Linked DNA regions of Homo sapiens: region 2 is linked to region 1. A link is a loop called in an ENCODE intact Hi-C map of the cell type or tissue named here. Cell type or tissue: prostate gland. All regions are shown on one strand. Links, peaks and the distances in the headings refer to the core of each region. The heading gives the core; the rest is flanking DNA. Region 1 overlaps ARHGAP44 (Rho GTPase activating protein 44). Region 2 overlaps ARHGAP44 (Rho GTPase activating protein 44).

Region 1 (5,378 bases), core at 281-5,280:
CATGTAATGTGCCACAATACTTCTTCCCAGCTCCTGCCGCAGTGCAAAAACCCACTCTACTTGTCCTACGAGTCATTTCTTTTTTTTTTTTTTTCCAAGCCCTGGTTTCTTCTTTCTTAATATTCCCAGCAGGAATCATTTGTGTGTGTATAAATAAAACTTTCACAGCTCTGAAAAATATCTATAGAAATAATTCTGCATGTATCAGGAATTCAGCAAGAGGAACTGTCTAAAGGGAGAGTTTGCAAAATGACTTTGGGCATGAAACCCTTTTATCAAACCCACATCTAATGGGGGACTCCAGGAACGGTTCCGGATGGGGGTGCTGGAGCCAAGCCTGCCTTTGATCTGTGTCTTTTTTTTTTTTTTTTTTTTGCTCTAAGAAGCACTATTTTTAAAATAACTGGTCCAAAGTACAGTATGTTTTGGTATCGGGAGTATCATCTGAATGCTACCACCAGAGGCTTGAATTCGGCCTTTGGTGTTGGTAGGCGGATTAGTACTAACATTATTTTTCTGGGATCAGATGAATTTACCTGGATTGGTGGAGTTTTCATTGGATTGAGAGTCTTACGTATTATATCAGTAAGGATACATTTGGATCCTTGAGTGATCTGAAGTATAGGGCACTGATAGAAGATTTGAGGTATGGCAAAGCCAGCAGATCAGGAGATGATTGCCAAGGAGAGATAATTATTCACCCTCCCCAAGAGAAGGGGACAGGCCACATCACCCAGAGGGCCACAGGGGAAGCTCTAGGGTTGGTCAGGAGGTAAAGGAGGGGACTGTGGGCCAGAGCCTTTGTTGTGGTGTCTGCAGCAGATATAGGATTGATTAGTTTGAATTATTACGGACGATTTCTAGTTGTCTGACCTACCAGTCAAGGGTGATTAGGGCAGATGAACAGTGGCCTGCGGTGTGACAGCCCCTTAGAGGAGGTTGTTGAAGTGTGAGCTCCAGATTGGTTTGCATTTAAAAAGCATGCTGTGAGTGAGTTGTTTACTATTTCTAGGAATTGCCTAGCCTGGGAGGGGCAGTCCCTCTAGGGTCAGCAAGGGCCCAAGATGTTGTCAGAGCATCTGAATACAGAAAATAAAACACATGGTTAATAACTACACTGCTTCCTAGAGACTTGAGAAAAAGGCACTTAATTGCCTCACTTAACAAGATTCTGATGTAGCCAGTTCCAAGGTTTATTCAGCAGCTTTGGGTCAGCAGCTATGTGACGCTTGGGCCTCCACTTACAACTGTAATGTGGCTGCTCCAGCTCCACGCATCACATCTTCACATAACCATATCACAGGCAGGAAGTGGGAGATTGATAAGACCATGAATTCATTTCATTTATGTTTCTCTAGCTGCAAGGGAGGCTGAGAAGGTGAATATGTGTCCAAGATAAATGGGTTTGCTATGACTGGCCATGATTCACCAGCGAGGACGTACACTATCTGGCTTCTCTTACTAGAGAAGACACACAGTGGTTGTTACCAGGCTCTGAAGGCTGCAGTCACATGCATGCAGTGATAAACGTGTAAACTGGGAGAAGTCCGCAGTGGAAGTAGGTGCCCAAGCATGTATAGGTCAGTGATTTCACTGCATGGATTTATTTATTTATTTATTTATTTATTTATTTTGAGACAGAGTCTCACTCTGTCACCAGGCTGGAGTGCAGTGGCGCAATCTCGGCTCACTGCAACCTCCACCTCCCAGGTTCAAGTGATTCTCCCACCTCAGCCTACTGGGTAGCTGGGACTACAGGTGTGCGCCACCATGCCCAGCTAATTTTTGTATTTTTAGTAGAGACAGGGTTTCACCATGTTGGCCAGGATGGTCTTGATCTCTTGACCTCGTGATCTGCCCACCTAGGCCTCCCAAAGTGCTGGGATTACAGGTGTGAGCCACTGTGCCCAGCCTCACTGCATGGATTTTAAGTGCTTGATTTTGTCAATGATTTCTTATGCTGATTCATCTTTGCTTGTCATCATATGACTGAATAAATGGTCTGAAAGTCAAAGAGCCATTTAAAATAGGAAACAATCAAAGAACTGTGGGAAAAAAATTTCCAAACTCAATTTTTTTCAGTTTTTCTCTGAACACATTAAGAGATGTAATAGGAAACGTGACACTTATAAATCACCTCAAATACTGAAATGTATATCCAGTTCTTTGTGATGATTAAGTAGGGAGATATGTCAAGATCGGAGCAATGGGTGAAAAGGAAAAGAAATAAAATGAAAAGGATCAGGTAAAGGGAAGGTGGGGTGGGAGGGAGGGAGTGAATGAACAGACACTGTCTCGGGAATTGAATGTTAAGGGAGGGTCCAGAGATGGACAATCACACGGGAGTGTGGGTCATAGAGTCTCAGGATCAGGAGAGACTTTATGGGGATCCATGCAATATTCTGCTTTTTATTTGAGCACATGTAAGTTGCTGCTTGAGCACATGTAAGTTGCTACTTGAGCACATGTAAGTTGCTACTTGAGTACGTGTAAGTTGCTTTTTGTTATTTCTCTTTTAACAAGCTCAGTAGCTCTTTAGTCATGTGTTCCAACTCCTGAACTTTTGTCATACCACTTTTAAAAGTTTTGCCCTGAAAGCTGTGGCTGCCAGCCAGATGTGGGTAGGCATAAAAATCGGATTTTGTTGCCATTATCTCAGTGACCAGAGAGAACATTATTGTCTTGTGGGTACTGAGTAAAACTGGATTCCTTATGTGGAATGAAGAATAGAAAGCATATGAATTACCTTTCCATGTTGCCATCTTTTTTTATTTTTATTTTTATTTTTTTTTGAGACAGAGCCTTGCTCTGTCGCCCAGGCTGGAGCGCAGTGGCACCATTTCGACTCACTGCAACCTCTGCCTCCCGGGTTCAAACAATTCTCCTGCCTCAGCCTCCTGAGTAGCTGAGATTACAGACGCCCACCTCCACGCCCAGATAATTTTGGTATTTTTAGTAGAGATGGGGTTTCACCATGTTGGCCAGGCTGGTCTTGAACTCCTGACCCATGATCTGCCCGCCTCAGCCTCCCAAAGTGTTGGGATTACAGGCGTGAGCCACCACACCCGGCCTCCATGTTGCCATCTTTAGTCCTGGATAATAACTGGTTAGTTCCTAGGTTTTTGAGACTCTTAATATAATGAAGATGTTTAGTTTTTTGAAGTCCTTGCATTTCTCATTAGGAAGTCATACCCAACAAATAAAGTGCTACCGTGTGGAAGTGTTTCTCCACCTTATTCAGCAAATATTTAGAAAGCAACAAGTCTGCCACGCAAGGCGGTGTGTATGCCAAGTGCTGAGCCAGCTGAGCAGGATTTCTGTGCTGCAGAAGCTCACCACCCAGGGGGAGGCAAGCATCATACTCACAGTGCATTCGCTGCTCAGACCGTGTCTTAGTGCCAAGAAGAAGTGCTTGCTAGGAATTAAATGGTGGGAGGTTTCCATAAGGAAGTGGCCGTTAAGGACAGGTGAAAGGTAGCAGCACCAAAAGGGGTAAACACACTTCTCAGATAAGAGGACAAGATGTGCCAGGTTCCGAGAGACAGGAGAAAGTTTGGCTTTTTTTTTTTTTTTTTTTTTTTAATTGAGATGGAGTTTCGCTCTTGTCACCCAGGCTGGAGTGCAATGGTACAATCTCGGCTCACTGCAGCCTCTGCCTCCCGGGTTCAAGCAATTCTCCTGCCTCAGCCTCCCAAGTAGCTGAGATTACAGGCACCTGCCACCATGCCCAGCTAACTTTTGTATTTTTAGTAGAGACAGGGTTTCACCATGTTGGCCAGGCTGGTATCAAACTCCTGACCTCAGGTGATCTACTTGCCTCAGCCTCCCAAAGTGCTGGAATTACAGGTGTGAGCCACCACACCCGGCCAAGTTTGGCATTTTTGAGAAACATAAAGGTGGCCAGAGTGACCAGACTGTAGCGAATGGGGAAGACGTGACATGGGGCGGGACTGCAGAGGATGGGATCACGCCTTACAGGAGGACATGGTGAGGGTTTGGACTTTATCCCTAAGAGCAGAGGAAAGCCAGCATTTTAACAGAGGGAGACATGATCAGATATGTTCAAAATTGTATGAATAAAGGACTCATGGGTGGGGCCATGGTAGAAGTGAGAGGCCAGTTACACAGAGATGGGAACAATTTCAGTGAGATGCAACGAGGACCTGAAGATGGAGAAAAATCGGCGTCCATGGTAGATCCTGGAGGGAGAGTATCAGGGCTTGGTAACTGAGTGGATGTGGGCGTATGAAGAAGAGAGAGAGGTCTCATGGTCTCAACCCCAAGTGACTGTTGAATCCATGGGAGCTGCTGTGATCACCTGGGGAGAAAATGCAGGGTGAGAAGACATATGGCTTTTGAATCAGGAACCCTGGGAACTGCAGCATTTCCTGCTCTACCAGGAGGAGGACCCAGCAAAGAGGGCAGAGCAGTAGAGAATGGTACTGTAAATCCACGCACTTGCTCCTCTAAATCCCAGACACCATTCTTTATTCTTTCCTTTCCATACCCGCCATGTCCAGGCTGTCAGTAAGCCCTGCTGACTCTTCCTCCAAAGAATTTCCATTTGGCTTCAACATTTACCACCCTAGTCTAAGCAGCTGTCAGCTCTTTCTGAACACAGTGGCTCCTATCACATCTTCCACCCCAAACCCTTCCCTCCTCCTTCCTCTTCCCTTCTCTGCAAGCGCAGGAGCCAATGTTTAAATTGGAAATCCAGTAACTCACTCTCCTGCCTAATCCTGCTCCGGGATTCCCTTTGTAGAATAAAATCTGAACTCCTTATCTTGGCCCTTGGAACACTATGATGTGTCTTCTACCTGCATCTCTGAGCTTAGCTCTGGGCTTCCTTCCCCTCTGTCATCATTCTTCAGCTGTGCTCACCTGGTACTGAGCATGCCCAGCTCACACTCCTCTTGGGCCATTGTGCTTGCTCTATCCTCCGCAGGGAATGCTCTTACCCAGCATTTCAAGCCAGCACCCTGTTCGGTTCTCAGCTCAGATGTCACCTTTTCAGGAGGCTTTCTTGACCACCTAATGTGTCTGCTTCCTCCCTCACCCTAATCCCATCTCCCTATTTTATTTTCTTCATAGCACATATTAGTATCTGAAATCACTGTGATCATTTATTTCCATCATTGTGATGGGAGCAGGGATCTTGTGTCCCCATAAGCTCCGTTCTCCGTGCCTAAAAAAGAGCCTGCCCCAGCAGGGCAATGGTACAAGTAGATGTGTGTCATGAATGGATGGTCTGTGAATATTTTAGGCACAGAACTTGCCTACCACACTAGCATGCCCTTCCTTTTCTGTAACAGGCAATTCTGAGGTTAAGCTCTGGAATCTGACGACCCAAGGGTGAAGCCCAGTTCTGTCACTTCCTA
Region 2 (5,378 bases), core at 90-5,089, 65 kb after region 1:
AGGCCGAGAGTTCAAGACCAGCCTGAACAACATGGAGAAACCCTGTCTCTACTAAAAATACAAAATTGGCCAGGCATCGTGGCGCATGCCTGTAATCCCAGCTACTTGGGAGGCTGAGGCAGGAGAATCGCTTGAACCCAGGGAGGCGGAGGTTGCAGTGAGCCGAGATAGTGCCATTGCACTCCAGCCTGGGCAACAGGAGTGAAACACCATCTCAAAAAAAAAAAAAAAAAAAAAAAAGCAATTTCTGTTGTTCACCAACCTTGTGGTTGGTACTCATGACAGCAGCCATAGGAAGCCAATACAATCATCCACTGCAGCTCCACACCAAGAGCTTTGATAAAGATGGCAGCAGATGCTTTGCTTGTCCTCCCAGGGAGTGTTGGAATCTGATTGCTTTCCCTTCGAGTCTGAGTTGCTCTAGTGAGTTACTTGACCTAGTAGGATGTGGGAGAGGTGATGTTCTGGGACTGCTGAGGCCAGGTCAGAAGAAGCCTTGTAGATTCTTCCTGGGTCTCTGGAGACAGTCACTCTTGGAGCCCAGTACCATCCTACATGGAAATCCAAGCAGCTCCTTGGAGAGAAATGGAAGTCCCCAGCCCTCAAGCCCAGCTGAGCACTGTCCTGACAGCCAGCACAGCTCCAAGCTCTGAGAAGGAGTCATTCTGGAGTCTTCAACCCAAGTCAGACCACCTCTGCCAATGCTGTGTGTGCAGACAGGCCAGCCTTGCATCAATGCTGTGTGTGCAGACAGGCCGGCCTTGCACCAATGCTGTGTGTGCAGACAGGCTGGCTTTGCACCAATGCTGTGTGTGTAGACAGGTCGGCCTTGCACCAGTGCCGTGTGAGCAGACAGGCCGGCCATGCACCAGTGCCGTGTGTGCAGACAGGCCGGCCTTGCGAAGCCCTGCCAGAACTCTAGATTGGTGACCCAGATAACCATGCTAAGTTTTAGGGTAGTTTGTTACATAACAAAGAGCCAGAACAAGCTTAAAAAAAAAAATCCTTCAACCTGTCCCAAATCTACCCATCTGATTTAAATGGCCTGGCCTGGGATAAGTATGTGATTCTAATGTGCTGGGGTTGGGAACTACTGAATAATTTTGCCACTCTGAATGAAGAATTTGGCAATGCTACATTTTTTTTAATTTATCAAAACTTTCCTACTTTAGCCATTGAGTATTGGTGTGATATATAGGGTGTCCTAACTCCACCAACACTCTGAGCAACAAAGTATTAAATAAATCACACTATTGTTTTCTGTACTTTTTAAGCTCTTTCTTAGAAAGTTTTGGGTGCAGATTATGTTTTTAGTGTCTTTTTTGTTTGGGTTGTTTTACTGTTTTATAGAATAGTGAAATTTGTGTGTTAGGTCATTAGTCCTAAATAATAAATGAAAGTAAATCTACAGTCCCTTCTATTTCTCTGACAGTGCCAGACTTCCTGGTCAAATCAATTTTTTTTTCTACTGCCTTCAGAAGAGTTTGCCAAAGTGTCTGCACTCTTGCTGGTTGGTCAGGGAGCACCCATGGAGCCAGCATTGGGCTTTGGACTCCAAGCATTTGTCAGATGCCTCCACTGGCTACATCCCCGACTGAGCCTGGACAAGCTGGGCCAGGACTGTTGAAGGACCTGTGGAGAAGCCCAGAGGCAAGAATAGAAGCGACAGGCTGGGCGCAGTGGCTCACACCTGTAATCCCTGCACTTCGGGAGGCCAAGGTGGGCGGATCACTTGAGGTCAGGAGTTCTAGACCAGTCTGGCCAACATGGTGAAACCTCATCTCTACTAAAAATACCAAAGAAATGAGCTGGGCGTGGTGGCAGACGCCTATAATCCCAGTTACTCGGGAGGCTGAGGCAGGAGAATTGCTTGAATCCAGGAGGCAGAGGAGGTTGCAGTGAGCCAAGATCGCACCACTGCAGTCCAGCCTGGGCGACAGAGTGAGACTCTGTCTCAAAAAAAACAGAATAGAAGCGACATGGGTAATGTGACCTCCTTCCTAGCATCACGTCCCTCCCTTCCAGATAGCTATCAGATAACTGCCATCTTCCCCTTCTCTCCTCTCTGTCTCCACGACCTGCAAGATGCCCATCTGAGACTTCAGTAGACCACTGCCCACTCCCTACCTCTGTGTTTCCTCAGTACCTTCCTCCCTACTGCCTCTTTTCTTTCTTCTGGCTCTGGCCCCTGCTCCCTGCACTTGCCTGCTGGCTTGTCCATCTGTTCTGTTGCCCCTGCTTAGTTCTAGCCTCTCGTAGCCTGAAACCCACGGATGTCAAGGCCCTGACAGCATCTATGAAGCTGCCCCACAGACCCCATCAAAACGTCCTTGGATCCCGATGGGCCGGCGATCTGCCACGGAGATCCAGCTACCTCAGGCCGTGATTCTCAGAAGACCAACATACAGCTCCTCTTTGCAGGCCTGAAACCCGACGCACCTACTGTCATTACACTTGCTCCACCGTGGTCTGATCCTCAGGGGTTCTCTACCAGAGCCAGGTGACAGCAACCCGAATGGTCTATGGGATATTTACATCAGGGCCAGCAGCCTCCCTTGAGCTCTGTTTAGTGGGTGACCCATTCTCAACCTGTGCTTGAGAGCTGCACTGCAAAGGGCTTGTCCCACCCCTGTGGACTTTAATCTAGATGTTCAGTAATTTGGAAAAGGCACACTTGATTGAGAGGGTTCTAGAATAATTCGAACTGTGCCCTATGGTATACCAGTTTCCACTGGTAGTTGGTTATATTATGAATGGGGAGGAGGGTGGACTCTGATGTCTAATAAGTTCCTGAAGCACATGATCAACACATTGAAACCAGTTTCTTTAGTGTATGACTTCTTAGAGTCTTTAACATGCTGTTACAAGGCACAGACCTCCACAGGGGGCTGTAGCATGTATCATTTCCCAAATTTAGTATATCACAACACCTGAGATAAATTGAACCAGTGCCCCAAGGGACTTGTTTTTGTAATTGCAGATGTGGATGTCCTCTGTAGATCCTGTGGTGGAGGGTTGAACAGCACATTAAAATCCCTGAGGCCAGGTGCAGTGACTCACACCTGTAATCCCAGCACTATGGGAGGCTGAGGCAGGAGGACTGCTTGAGGCCAGGAGCTCAAGACCAATCTGAGCAACCCAGTGAGACATCATCTATACAAACAATTTTTAAAAATTAGCCAGGCATGGTGGCACACACCTATAGTCCCAGCTTAGTCAGAAGGCTGAGACGGGTGAACCCCTTGAGCCTGGGAGGTGGAGGCTGTAGAGAGCTGTGATAGTGTCACTGCACTCCAGCATGGATGACATAGTGACACGCTGTCTCAAAAAAAAAAAAAAAAATCCTTGAAAGAGATTATGTCATGGATAAGTGATGCAGTAATTTTACTTCAGAGCTTGAACCTATGATAAGACAAACTTACCTAGAAAGTCTTCTGCGTATGGATGGAAAATGTGACTCCTATTTTGGTTTAGGGTTGTCTACATGGAGAGGGATGTTTTGGTCCAGGCCCCTTATCAGCCTCCTCCCCTGGACTTAGACATTGTTGGATGCTGGGACCAAGTCTGAAATGTTGTCAGAGGACTTGGCCTTTATGTGTACTGGAGAGGTTAAGGTGCTTCGTCGCTACTTACTGAAGAGAGGAGTTACTTCCAGAAAAGCTGGAAAATACCGAATTCAGGCCTCACTGGGTGTGTGTAGGCCAGGCTAAGTCTTAGGAGCTTTGGGTCCCCTTTTCACTCACCTTTGCTGTCCGGGACATCATCTGCTGACCCTGTGGCTCCCTGCCACAGTTCATCTTACAGTCCCTGAATGTGCACGCCTACAGTGGGTGTTTGGGAAGCTTCTGTGGATATTTGGGAAGCTACCAGGTTTCCCTGCCCCCTCTTTCTTGGCTGGCCTTTGCCAAATGTAACTGATCTCTAGAACAAAAACCAAAACCTTCCAAATCTCTATAGACTTGAACACTTCACAGCCATGTATTGGCTGACACCTCCCCTGGCTAGGATTCTTCCTGACCAGGAGTCAAAAACAGCACTGCAGATGTCTGATCTTCAGAGGTCCGTTCTGCTAACCCCAGACAACTCAGCTAGAATGGTCCACAGCAAAATTCTGCCCGGTGATAAGTGTATTCTACCTATAGATACCTATTCTTCTTGGAGCTGGGATCTTCCAAATTTTATATTTTGGCTTTTTTTTCTCCTTTTTTCTCCCCCTCTTCTTCCTTCTCCTCCTCCTTCCCCTGCCCCAACCCCAGCACCCTTCTTCCTCATTTTTTTTTTTTTGTTTTGCTGGGGCAGGTCTTTGTTTCTCTTTAATTTTTGTAAGGTCTCCATCCAGGGTGTGTCAATGCCTGGACACTGGCCAGGGTTAAACTTCGGGGTGTGAATCAGAAGATCCTGATCCACAACTCTTTTTGCTTTTTTTTTTTTTTTTTTTTTTTTTTCCTGAGATACAGTCTTGCTCTGTTGCCCAGGCTGGTCTCAAACTCCTGGGCTCAATGATCCTCCCACCTCAGCCTCCCAAATAGCATGGCCCATAACTTTTAGTGGGCAGATACACAATAGAATATTGTACACTGTGGTTGCAATGTCTGGAACTGAATTTGTCCACGCTCCCCTCCTGCCTCAATTCCTCAACAAAGACAGGCTTATTCTGAACCCTGCCATCATGGAGTGCCCGGGAAGGCATTTTTCTCACATGGTTTCCTTGCTTGCCCCATCACAATACCAGTGACCTTCTCACTTCGAGTAAAAGGAATGACCCATTTTCTAAGTTCAGGGGGCTTAGAAGTGAGCAGACAACATCTTCTACTGGTTTACCCTTAGCTGCTCTAGGTGATCGCTGAGCACCTCCTCACCAACACATCACTTCATTGCTTCCCTCTTGAACCCTGAGCCGTCGTTCCACTGGTCCTGGGCCTAATCCTCTCCCTGTATGGTCTACCAGGTTGCAGACTTTAAAAGAAGCATGCCATTTCATCTCCAGCATCAACGAGCCATTTATAGTTCTTCTCTTTCTACTTCTCCCTGCTTACACGGTGTGAAAGTCATAACCCTATAAATAGCCCTGCATGCAGAGTCTTGAGCTTTGGAATCAGGCTCCCTCTGAGTTCAAATCCTGGTTACTGAACTCTGAATGCCTCAGTTTCTTCATATGCAAAATGGGGAAATCATGGTAAGCACCGACTTGAATCATTCTGAGCATTGAACGAAATATTGCTTACAAAGTGTTTAGAGCAAAGCTCAGCACATGGTAAATGTTAGCTGTTCTTAGTACAGGAACCAGATTTTTGAGTGACATCCTCATGTTTTTAAGGGGGCAACGTGGCGGGGCCCACTTTCCCACTGATGAGGCGTCCCGATCCAGCCCTTTCCTT

Evidence for each region. A loop is a pair of places that touch in the nucleus more often than their neighbours do. Peaks named below come from ENCODE experiments on the same cell type or tissue, not always from the same donor. Only the 100,000 strongest peaks of a DNase experiment are listed, where the experiment ranks them.
Region 2: a loop joins it to region 1, with 2.4 times the contacts of the local background. A loop is called at or near these places in 1 of 110 quality-filtered maps.

Annotation. Positions count from the first base shown.
Region 1 is chr17:12,897,356-12,902,733 of GRCh38, forward strand. All of the region lies in intron 3 of ARHGAP44 (Rho GTPase activating protein 44), which reads left to right. Among named protein-coding and RNA genes, the nearest start is that of MIR1269B, 17 kb to the right of the region's middle. In prostate gland, for the core only: no CTCF peak of the experiment used is centred there; a DNase peak (open chromatin) is centred at 3,316.
Region 2 is chr17:12,962,831-12,968,208 of GRCh38, forward strand. The region is part of intron 16 of ARHGAP44 (Rho GTPase activating protein 44); the gene reads left to right. Among named protein-coding and RNA genes, the nearest start is that of MIR1269B, 48 kb to the left of the region's middle. In prostate gland, for the core only: no CTCF peak of the experiment used is centred there; no DNase peak of the experiment used is centred there.